Regions from separate parts of the Homo sapiens genome. Here all the other regions are linked to region 1. Evidence: chromatin contacts called from ENCODE Hi-C or POLR2A ChIA-PET data. All regions are on one chromosome and are shown on one strand. Each heading gives the region's core, a stretch centred on a gene start or an enhancer-like site at or near the end of the contact. The rest is flanking DNA. Distances are from core to core; before and after follow the strand shown. Region 1 has its middle 60 kb from the start of LINC02513. Region 2 overlaps LOC124900693 (a long non-coding RNA gene). Region 3 overlaps TBC1D1 (TBC1 domain family member 1).

Evidence for each region. A loop is a pair of places that touch in the nucleus more often than their neighbours do. ChIA-PET counts read pairs that join two places held with the same protein, here RNA polymerase II (POLR2A). Pooled maps may share reads with other maps.
Region 2: a loop to region 1 is called in a map of naive thymus-derived CD4-positive, alpha-beta T cell, with 11 times the contacts of the local background. The contact joins two enhancer-like sites. A Hi-C loop is called at or near these places in 28 of 168 maps with a recorded cell type or tissue (CD4-positive, alpha-beta T cell, CD4-positive, alpha-beta memory T cell, CD8-positive, alpha-beta T cell and 20 more), 34 of 37 single-sample maps with no recorded cell type and 29 of 50 pooled maps. POLR2A ChIA-PET finds 5 or more read pairs at or near these places in 7 of 52 experiments (CD4-positive, alpha-beta T cell, CD4-positive, alpha-beta memory T cell, MCF 10A and 3 more).
Region 3: a loop to region 1 is called in a pooled map, with 4 times the contacts of the local background. The contact joins two enhancer-like sites. A Hi-C loop is called at or near these places in 2 of 168 maps with a recorded cell type or tissue (endothelial cell of hepatic sinusoid and pancreas) and 6 of 50 pooled maps. POLR2A ChIA-PET finds 5 or more read pairs at or near these places in 1 of 52 experiments (activated CD4-positive, alpha-beta memory T cell).

Annotation. Positions count from the first base shown.
Region 1 is chr4:38,305,255-38,308,669 of GRCh38, forward strand. No RefSeq gene overlaps it. Among named protein-coding and RNA genes, the nearest start is that of LINC02513, 60 kb to the right of the region's middle. RefSeq lists an enhancer at 2,843-3,012. Within about 2 kb of position 1,322, at least 3 of the 41 ENCODE cell types and tissues checked have a DNase peak (open chromatin) inside an H3K27ac peak, as active enhancers do.
Region 2 is chr4:38,160,981-38,164,521 of GRCh38, forward strand. LOC124900693 (a long non-coding RNA gene) reads left to right here. Exons shown (of 2, transcript XR_007058099.1): 2 at 1-566. Among named protein-coding and RNA genes, the nearest start is that of PTTG2, 200 kb to the left of the region's middle. RefSeq lists an enhancer at 1-368. Within about 2 kb of position 1,416, at least 16 of the 41 ENCODE cell types and tissues checked have a DNase peak (open chromatin) inside an H3K27ac peak, as active enhancers do.
Region 3 is chr4:38,090,017-38,093,766 of GRCh38, forward strand. TBC1D1 (TBC1 domain family member 1) reads left to right here. Exons shown (of 22, transcript NM_001396959.1): 15 at 1-101. Among named protein-coding and RNA genes, the nearest start is that of PTTG2, 130 kb to the left of the region's middle. RefSeq lists an enhancer at 3,175-3,344. Within about 2 kb of position 1,760, at least 2 of the 41 ENCODE cell types and tissues checked have a DNase peak (open chromatin) inside an H3K27ac peak, as active enhancers do.

The sequences.
Region 1 (3,415 bases), core at 72-2,571:
GGAGGAATGAACAACTCCAGAGGTGCTGCCTTAAGCGCTGTAACACTCACTGCGAAGGTCTGCAGCTTCACTCCTGAAGCCAGCAAGACCACAAACCCACCAGAAGGAAGAAACTCCGAACATGTCCGAACATCAGAATGAACAAACTCTGGACACACCATCTTTAAGAACTGTAACACTCACCGCGAGGGTCCATGGCTTCATTCTTGAAGTCAGTGAGACCAAGAACCCACCAATTCCGGACGCAAATGTACTAGTATGAGGGACATCATTACATTTAAGGAGCCTGGGAACACGGTTCTCAGGCTTTCGGTTTGGTTGTTCTGCACAATTTTTTTTTTTTTTTTGAGACAGAGTCTCACTCTGTCACCCAGGCTGGAGTGCAGTGGCACGATCTTGGCTCACTGCAAGCTCTGCCTCCCAGGTTCACACCATTCTCCTGCCTCAGCCTCCCAAGTAGCTGGGACTACAGGCACCTGACACCGCACTCAGCTAATCTGGTTTTTGTATTTTTATTAGAGATGGGGTTTCACCGTGTTAGCCAGGTTGGTCTTGATCTCCTGACCTCATGATCCACCCGCCTCGGCCTCCCAAAGTGCTGGGATTACAGGCGTGAGCCACCACCCCTGGCCTCTTCTGCACAATTTTTTAAGTGGGGGGACTCTTTTGAAAGGACTTCAGGCTGAGACTTCTGAAAGCATGTAGTGAAGGGCTGAGGGACAAGACCAGAAGGTGGGGCCTAGCCAAGGCTTTGTACTCGCATTCTTACACTCTCCTGCCATTGTCCCTGTGATGAAATGAGCTTCATACATATAGTTTGCTTGAAAATACACCTCATGGGCCAGGTGCAGTGGCTCATGCCTGTAATACCAACACTCAAGCCTTTGGAAGGCTGAGGCAGGTGGATCACTTTGAGGTCAGGAGTTCGAGACCAGCCTGGGCAACATGGTGAAACCCTGTCTCTACTAAAAACACAAAAATTAGCCAGACATGGTGGCACATTCCTATAATCCCAGCTACTTGGGAGTCTGAGGCAGGAGAATCGCTGGAACCCAGGAGGTGGAGGTTGCAGCGAGCCGAGATCACACCACTGCATTCCAGCCTGGGCGACAGAGTGAGACTCCATCTCAAAAAATGTTAAAAAGAAAAGAAAAAACACCCCATGAAGTGTCCTATGATCAAATTTCTGAGACAGAGGAGAGATATGGCATGCTCCATTGTGATTAAAAAAAACGTGGCTTGTAACCTTGGCTTCTCCATCTGTCAAGTGATGACAATCAATGCAGCAATAACTGCACACCTCTCTCACTTCCTCTCTCTTGATCAAGGAAGACTGTGAGAATTAAGAGTTGATCAGAAAGCAAAGTAACAATGATATGTTACAGAGGAGTGAGCTTGCAATGAGATCTGTGAAATTTGGCAAAGCACAGGAAGTGTCCAATTCAGCTAGATTGGATTGGTGCTAAGGCAGTTTGAGCTTGAGGTTGTCCAGAATCCTTTCTGCTAACGAATGCCAACTACAAGGGGAATCCCTGCCTCACCGTTTGCATATAGATTTAGGAGGAAATGCAGATTTGCTCATTTGGTTTCTGTGCAATTTTAGAGTCAAAATGAAACTAGAATGTGAATATTAGAGTATGTGAACCTTCTTAGTATAAAGCTGGATTCCCCTCTGACTTCTGTAGCATTTAGGAAATTGTGCCTTATAATAGCAGCAATCAATAATACATTGTCCTTTCATCAAGTAACAACAATGACTGCTGATGCTCAGATCCTAGTGTTCTGTAGAATCTAGCAACCCATTGTTTGGATACAAGGGTGCATGAATTAACAATATTCACTGCTCATTTTCTTTGTGTTTGCATTCTAGTCTTCTGGAAATGGATTTACTAAAAAAATACTTTCCAAAAAATGAAGTGTTGATTTTTTTTCTTTGTCAGGTAAGAGCCATAATACATGTTCATCATTTTTAAAAAATTGGAATAGGGCCGGGTGCAGTGGCTCGCGCCTGTAATCTCAGCTCTCTGGGAGGCCTGGGCAACATGGAGAGACTGTCTCTACAAAAAATTTAGAAATCAAGTGGGTGTTGTGGCAGGCACCTGTAGTCCCAGCTACTTGGGAGGCTGAGGCAGGAGGATCTCTTGAGCCCAGGAGTTTGAGGTTGCAATGAGCCATGATTGCATCACTGCACTCCAGCCTCGGTGACAGAGAAAGACCCTGCCAGAAAAAAAAAAAAAAAAAAGATGAGAAGGAAGACTATGCAACCCAAACACAATCATTGTTGACTTGTATACAATAGAGTCCCTTAACTCATCTCCACTTAAGGAAACCACTAGATTAATGGATACAACCTCTATTCTATCTGCAAAGTCCTCAGTAGGCTCAAGATGTGACACTGGCATTCTCACAGTGCATCTAAACACATCTCCCACCAGTTGCATGGTCTACTTACCAGGAGTCAGTTTTGTTTGTTCCCAGATGTGTTTATAAAGTTTGCAGTGAAAAAAATATGTAATTAGGAATTATGTAAATGGATGAAAATATAGCAAAGAACATTCTCCCCACCATCACCAAATGCTGTCAGATTAGGTATGGACATGCAACTATAAAAGATTGAGAACAAATCATTAAAATCTAGAAGATTTGTCCTCAGATTGCTTCAAGAGTATCTTTAAGTTCTTGCTACATTCTAAAGAAACTAGAAAATTGTAGTTGATGCATTAAGGATGTGAGACTGAATTGTTAGGTATGAAATACAAAATGAGCGAAGATGCTCCCAAAAACAAAATAACGAAACAAAAATAAAAACCCAACAACAATAAAACTGTAAATCCATGCAATGTTTAATATGTGCCGTGGACTGTTCCAGGCCCTGGAGAAATATTATTCATTTTATTGTCATAAATAATATTGTCATAATTACTCTATGAAGTAGAAAGTAAGTGGTATTGTTATCCCATTTTACAAAGGAGGAAACTGAGGTGCAGCAACATGAAGTTTCTTACCCTGGATTACCCAGCTGGTAAGTAATAGAGCAGACATTTAAACACAGGCAACCTGGTCCTTAGTCCATGACTTCAGCCATTGCCTTATACTAGCCTTTGATTCTACAGCAATCTTTTAAATTTTTGAGTAAAAACTCAATTGATATATGTTTGTATCTTTAAAAACAAATTATTTTGGAAATCCTGAAGCCTGTATAAAAGTAGAGAGGAGAGCGTGATGAGACCCCACTTACCCACTACTCAACCTCAGCAATTATCAACTCATGGCCAATCTTTTATTGTATCTCTCCTCATTCACCTCCTCCTGGCTCTTGAAATATATTAAAACAAATATAAGAAATCATATATTCTCATCCATAAATATTCCAGAATGCATCTCTAAAAGACAAGGACTTCTTTTTATTACACTT
Region 2 (3,541 bases), core at 166-2,665, 140 kb before region 1:
ATGCTTTTGTACAAGCTCTTCCCTTTGCCTAACATGACCCCCTTCAGCTGCCTGGGAAAGTCTTACTGATCATTCCAGCCCCATTGATCTTCTCTTCTGTGAAACCTGATCTGAGTCATTGCAAAAGAAAGCTAACTACTTCCTCCTGTGCTCCCATGGCAACTTGTAAACAATGCTGACATCATCCTCATCGCTGGTTATCATAACAATTTAATATCCATCAATTCATATGGTACTAGATCATGGGTGCATTGAGGGCAGGGACTGTGTGTCCATCCAGCTATCAAATTTGTATCTCCAGCACCCCACAGAAGGATTTGCATACAGACGATACCCAATCCAATGAATGATGAATGAATAAAAAACTGACTAAATGTAATCTGTACAGAATAGGCTTTTGGCTGAGCATGATGGGGGAGGTCTGGGTCATACAGTGAAAACACTGTATGGGACTCTATAGTTTGCAGACATTAGAAGACAATAATTGCCATTTTGAGCTTATGTTGAATTCATATTGGCCTGTATAATGTGTATTACTATAGAAAATAAAACTTTCATACATACAATCAGGAAGGTGATTCTTCAAAGAGTGTCTAAAAATTAATTATGACTCATGAGTGAGTGCACGAGAGTGGAATCAATGTGGGTCCTGTTAGTGGAGAGTGTTTATTTAGGAAACAACACTGCACATGTGTAACAGCCAGAATGACGATTAAGATCACGTGTAACTGGCACATTACAAAAAGGTGGAAAGGACACTGTGAACAAAATGCAACTCTATCTATCATCTGTCTACCTATCTATCATCTCTCGATTTATCTACCTACCTATCATCTATCAATCTATTATCTATCATCTATTAGCTATTATCTATCTATCTTCTGTCTATCATCTATCTATCATCTACCTATTATCTATCATCTATCTACTATCTATCATCTATCTACCTATCATCTGTCTATTATCTATCTATCTATCAATCTATCTATTATCTATCTATCATCTATCTATCTATCTATCTATCTATCAATCATCTATCTATCTTCTATCATCACCTATAAATCCCATGACAGCAGTAGGGGCAGATCTAAGTTTTGTGGGGCCTCTCATTGCCTCTTTAAATTAATTCTATTGGGTAGGGGCAGCATTCCTCTACCCCTGCTGATGACTTGGGTAGACCAGAGATCTCAAGGTCACATTCAGACAATAAAATATCCTTTGAATTGCACAAAATGGCCTCCATTCAGATTTTAGCATTCCAAGTTGCAGATAATAGTTAAAACTTCAGAAACAATTTAGCTTTAAATCTTCTTTCCTTCCCTGGCTGGGACCTGTCTCACCCAGGAAGTCTGCCCTGGGAAGGGGTCATGGCCCTCTTCCTTTCCCCTCCCTCTGCTCACCTCCTTCCCTTTGTTTGCTGCTATTTCCCTCCATTCCTGGAATGAAGCCCAGAAAGGGGAGAGGTATGAGGATGAAACAGCTCTCATGTGGCTGGGCAGCCTAAGGCTTTTGGGCCGGACAGCTGGCCTCCCTGGAGCAGCCTGGCTGATGATTAAAGCTGACCCTGCCATGAGCTCCACAAAGGCCTCCAGCTGGGCTGCTCTCGCCTGTGGTTCCATTGACCCAGGCTGAAGCACCTCTGTCCCTTCAGGTGGTCTCATGTGATTCTTTCCCCAGCTCCTGGGATTCTGGAGGTGCCACGTCCAGTCCCTCTGCTGAGGTCTTCAGTCCATGCCTTTAAGCCCCAAGACCACCCCACACTACCCCACACCTGCTTCTTTTCCCACGGGGCCCTCATCTGGTCTTGGGACATGCTGCTTGCTCTGCCACAATAGTATCCATCGGTTAAAATATTTTGGCGCTGTCCTATGTCCTTTGCATTTATTACCTAATTAATAATGCTCACAACCAAGTAGGTACATTTGGCAGGCTGTATCCATGGGTATTTCCTGTAAAATTTCTGTCCCTGGTTTTGCCATCATGAAACACTGTGTGCACATTTCATTTGTCATTGATTTTGGCTGCAGAAACAGGAATCAGGAGATTGAGGCTTTATCTTGGCTTGACCATGAACTCACTGTAAAGCTTACGGCAAGTCAGCCATATCTCTGGGCCTCAGTTTCCACAGCAATAAAATAGGGAAGTGGAATGGATTCATCCTTACAAGGTTCCTTTTCTTTTCTTTTTTTTTTTCTTTTGAGACAGAGTCTCGCACTATCGCCTGAACTGGAGTGCAGTGGTGCAATCTTGGCTCACTGCAACCTGTGCCTCTCAGGTTCAAGCGAGTCTCCTGCCTCAGCCTTCCAAGTAGTTGGACTACAGGTGCACCACCACACCCAGCTAATATTTGTATTTTTAGTAGAGATAGGATTTCAGCATGTTGGCCAGGCTGGTCTCAAACTCCTGACCTTGTGATTCACCTGTCTCGGCCTCCCAAGGTGCTGTGATTACAGGTGTGAGCCATGGTGCCCAGCCCCAAGGTTCCTTTTCACAGTAAAAGTCCATGATTTAAGAAATAATTCTAGGATAAAGAAATGCGTGTAGGCTTGGGGATAGGAGGGGAAAGGCTAGTTAGGATGTGGGGTTCAAGGATTTAAGTAATCCTTAAAGGTCCTAAGCATCCTTCAATATTGAACAAACTTAAATATGGATCTAAAATGCCTTGGAATCTAGGGCTTTGTCAATTGCTTCTTTCACAACTCTAATGAGAAATCTCATTAAAAAGAGAGGTTTCAGTCCATGGTTTTGAGAAACTTAAAAACATTTGTCTGCCTGACTCATTAACTCCACTACCAGAAATAGATTCTAAGAAATAATCAGAAGCTTACACAAAGGTTTGTGTATAAGACAGTGAGTCACCATGATCTTTAGAGTAGTAAAAGGTAGAAACAACTCCCTTTGTTCCATCTCTGCTCACACGACACCTCCTTAGAGAGGGTCTTGACCTGGACAAATAAAGTGGCCCCTGTCTTCTTACCATGCCTTTATTTGTTATGTCATAAGACGATCACCATGTGATGAAGTATATATTTATTTGTTAATGTGTTTGCTTTCTTTCTCACAACTAGGATGTCAGCCCCATGAGAGCAGTAGGGGAAGATCCAAGTTTTGTGTGACCCGAAGCACATATAAATCTGAGGCCTGTTTTAAGAAAAACAATTTTTAAAAAAGAATATAAAATTAGACATGAGAATGAACACTGATTTAGAAAGGGAAGAAAAGGTCTGTCATTCATTAGCCTTGTGGTGATTCTGCCATAGAGGGGCAAAGGCTTGGTCTGTCTTTTTCACAGCTACATCCTGATGACCTGAAACAGTACCTGGCACATAGTAGGTGCTCAAGAAATACTTGTGGAAAGAAAGAGTGCCCAAAAAGAGAGAACTGGTTAAATAAACGAGCAAAAGAGGAGGAGAGAGCCTATATAATTTGACCTCAAACACAATAAGCAACTGAAAGAACTGGATTTGAACACAGATCTGTTCTCTCCTTCTTTTTGAGTTTGTGACTACCCAGCCAAACTCCGTTCCCAGCCTCCCTTGCA
Region 3 (3,750 bases), core at 510-3,009, 210 kb before region 1:
AAAGAAAAGGACATCTCGTGAGCTCCGAGAGCTGTGGCAAAAGGCTATTCTTCAACAGATACTGCTGCTTAGAATGGAGAAGGAAAATCAGAAGCTCCAAGGTTGGTTTGCCATCTTGATATTGAACAGGCCTGGTCTTATCTTGGCTCTGAAGTTAATCACATCAGACATAAGCATGCTGTCTTAAAAATACAGCAGCACGATAGTCTAATGTATACATCTATCTATATCTGTTTACTTTTTCAGAGTAATATTAACACTGTTTACTTTCTGGTGATCTAATGATAGTTTCACCAACAATATTCATTATTCCTCTATGGTCACTGTTAGTACAGTGTTTAGAACTTCTGAGATCCAAGCTTTAAATCTAAGCTCTAACACGCTGAAAGGTGCTTTTCATTTTGTTTTGTTTTCCCCTCTGTCTCTCTCTCTCTCTACTTTATCCTCAGCCATGGTCTGTGCCTGTGTGTTAGGTATGAACTTTTCTTGTGTAAGTCATTAACATACGTAACTTCACTCTGTGTGCTTTTTCAGTGATTTGCAAGTAATCTGAAAAAAAAGAATTAGCTGAGTTCTACCTGTACTGATATCAATAGTGTCAAAATATGACATGAACTTTGAAAGTTTAGATTTTGTTCATTTCCTGTTTCCATGCTGACACTGGAACCAATTAATGTTATCTTCAAAGTAGCTTAAGATGCAAAGTTTACATACTCTTTGGAAAGAGCATGAGTCTTAGGGTATCTAGAGAACTGCCCGGTGATAAAGTAGTGAAGATTTTGAGCAGGAAGTCTGCATAATCTCTTTCAAAGGGAAGATGTAGCAGATGGTTCAGTCACCCTGCCATTGCCCCAGAACAATTTTGGAATTACAGTACATTTCATTCAGCATCATTCTTGATTGCAAATTTTGATCTTTTAAAATGACCTTGATGCTTGTATAGAGCTAAAAAGTCATTAAGACACCAACTCTGAGGAATAAGCTCCTGAGAATGTGTTGCATCTGTGAGTTTCAGTTGCATAGCTAGTGTCATAGCGAGTGGATAGACGTTCTCTGTGCATGTCCCTACAATGCTTGTGAGTTATGACAACACTGTGTACGAGCAACATAGTTTCTGCAGTTGAAAAGTACGAATTCATAGAATGTAAAGAGATAGTGTCTATATCTTTTGACTGAAAACAGAAAATGAGATATAAAGGAATAAGACCTTTCGACATGAAAGTAACCCCACAGTTGGAATAGGCTAGTAAGCTTTCCAACATGCAGTTTTGAAGCTGAGAAAGACGGGTCCTCTCATCAGGGTGCTGTGGAAGATGATAGCACACTGGGGGGCGTTTAGAGCAGGTGAGTGCTGTTTTCTTCCAACCCAGTTTTTCTGCCACTTTCTTATGTTTTTGTGAAGGTAATTTTAAAAGCAGATGTCTAAAAGATGTTTGGTAGTGATGGCATTACTGCATGTGTCATCAGTTAAATGACAGCTCGGGAGCACAGCAGTTATGTTCGTGTGTATCTTGGGATTTTTGTTGAAGAGGAAAAAGGCAGTTATGTTCATCATGTAGGTCAAACTTTAATGCCAATACTGGCCAATATTCTTGCAAATGACAGCCATGTAAAATCAGGGCATAGCTATAAAATGGGAACGGTGCTCACAGCTGGCTTCTTTGTGGTGAGGACAGCTATAATTGGTGAGGCAAAACCAGTGTGCCACAAAAGCAGAATACATTCTGCTGTGCAAGCAATGACCAGACAGACTAGAATGAAAAGGCAAGAGTTTCCTAAGGTTACCTGGAACCCCTTGCCAGGTGTTGCATTAAGTTTACTGGCCCTTGCCAACATTCTTCTAATGCTTCCTCATTTCATCTGGCTTCTTGGCAGTGTTCAGTTTTTGTGGTCTTTTATTTTTACTGTTTGACTTCATTTCTCTTCTTAGCTCTGTAAAGTTCCACATGTGTTTATCTTTGTGGTGAAAACACAATAAACTTGCTTAATATAATGTTGGAAGTATTAATCCATTGTATTAGTGTGTACAGGACCTGGATTGCTGATAAAAAAATAACTAGCAATAACAGCCTGATTGCTTAAAAATATTTAGTAAGTTTTGTCGGGGTGGATTGGGGCAGGGCAGAACTTTTACATTAAATATAGATGCAAGATTTGATAAGAATCAGCCAGAGTGTACAGTAAGTATTCACTTAATGTTGCCAATAGGTTCATGGAAACTGCGAATTTAAGCAAAATGATGTATAATGAAACAAATTTTACTAAGGGTTTATTGATAAAAACAAGAGTTAAGTTCCTATGGCATATTTCTGGGCACAAAAACATCACCAAACTTCTAAATAAAGACCCAAGACACTTCTAATATTAAATATTGATGTAAACGTGAGATATGCAAACATTTAAGCAAGATTAATACAAATATGATAATTATTGGCTTGGCACAGTGGCTCACTCCTGTAATCCCAGCACTTTGGGAGGCTGAGACAGGGAGATCACCTGAGGTCAGGGGTTCGAGACCAGCCTGGCCAATGTGGTGAAACCCTGTCTCTACTATAATTACAAAAAAAAATTAGCCAGGTGTGGTTGTGCACACCTGTAATCCCAGCTACTTGGAAGAGTGAGGCAGGAGAATCGCTTGAACCCAGGAGACGAAGGTTGCAGTGAGCCAAGATGGTGCCACTGCACTCCAGCCTGGGCAACACAGTGAGACTCCATCTTAAAAAAAAAAAAAAAAAGAAAGAAGTAATTATTTTTCCACTTATTCCACTTCAGGGTCTCAGGGGGCCAGAACCTATCCCTACAGCTTGGGATGCAAGGCAGGAACCAGCCCTGGACCGAATGCCATTCCATCTTGGGGTGACTCACACACACACTCAGACTGGGACCATGTAGACATACTGATTAACCTAATGTGCACATCTTTGAGATGTGGGAGGAAACTGGAGCACTTGGAGAAAACCCACACAGACATGAAGAGAACACAAACTCCACACAGATAATGGCCCCGGGCTAAGAATCCATTTTTTTCTTGTCAACATTATAAGAAAGCGACATTGAGCATAAAGACATTATTTGAGGACCTGCTGTACTATGTACTTAGAGAGATAGGCATTCTATCTTGAGTTCCTTTTTTTTCTCCCTTCTTGAAGGAAGGTTAAATTGCATCTGAGATGGCTCTTGAAATTGATCAGGGGTTCAAGCTGACTTGCATACTCTTTGGGAAAGAATTTAGAAGGATGTGTATGAGGAAGTTCTTATGGTTAAGCCTGTTTCCTGACTTGAATAGATGAATCAAATATTTTTTACTATTCTGGAAGCATCGCATTCTGGAAAGAACCATACTATGTCATCTCAGTCTACCTCACTCCATTGTAGGCACTTGGAAGCTGAAGTTGTGATTTCTCCAAAATTAGATAGCTAATTTTCATTGGTGTTAGAACAAAAAGCGCTGCCTCTCTTTGAAGACACCAGTCCTCCACCGTCCTCCTCTGCAAGGCCGTTTTCCCCCCCCTTTTTTTTTTTTTTGAGACAGAGTTTTGCTCTTGTTGCTTAGGCTACAGTACAGTGGCACAATCTCGGCTCACTGCAACCTCCGCCTCCTGGGTTCAAGCGATTCTCCTGTCTTAGCCTCCAGAGTAGATTACAGGCACCCACCACCACACCCGGCTAATTTTTATTATTAGTAGTAGTAGTAGTAGTAGAGATGGGGTTTCACCATGTTGGCCAGAATGGTCTCGAACTCCTGACCTC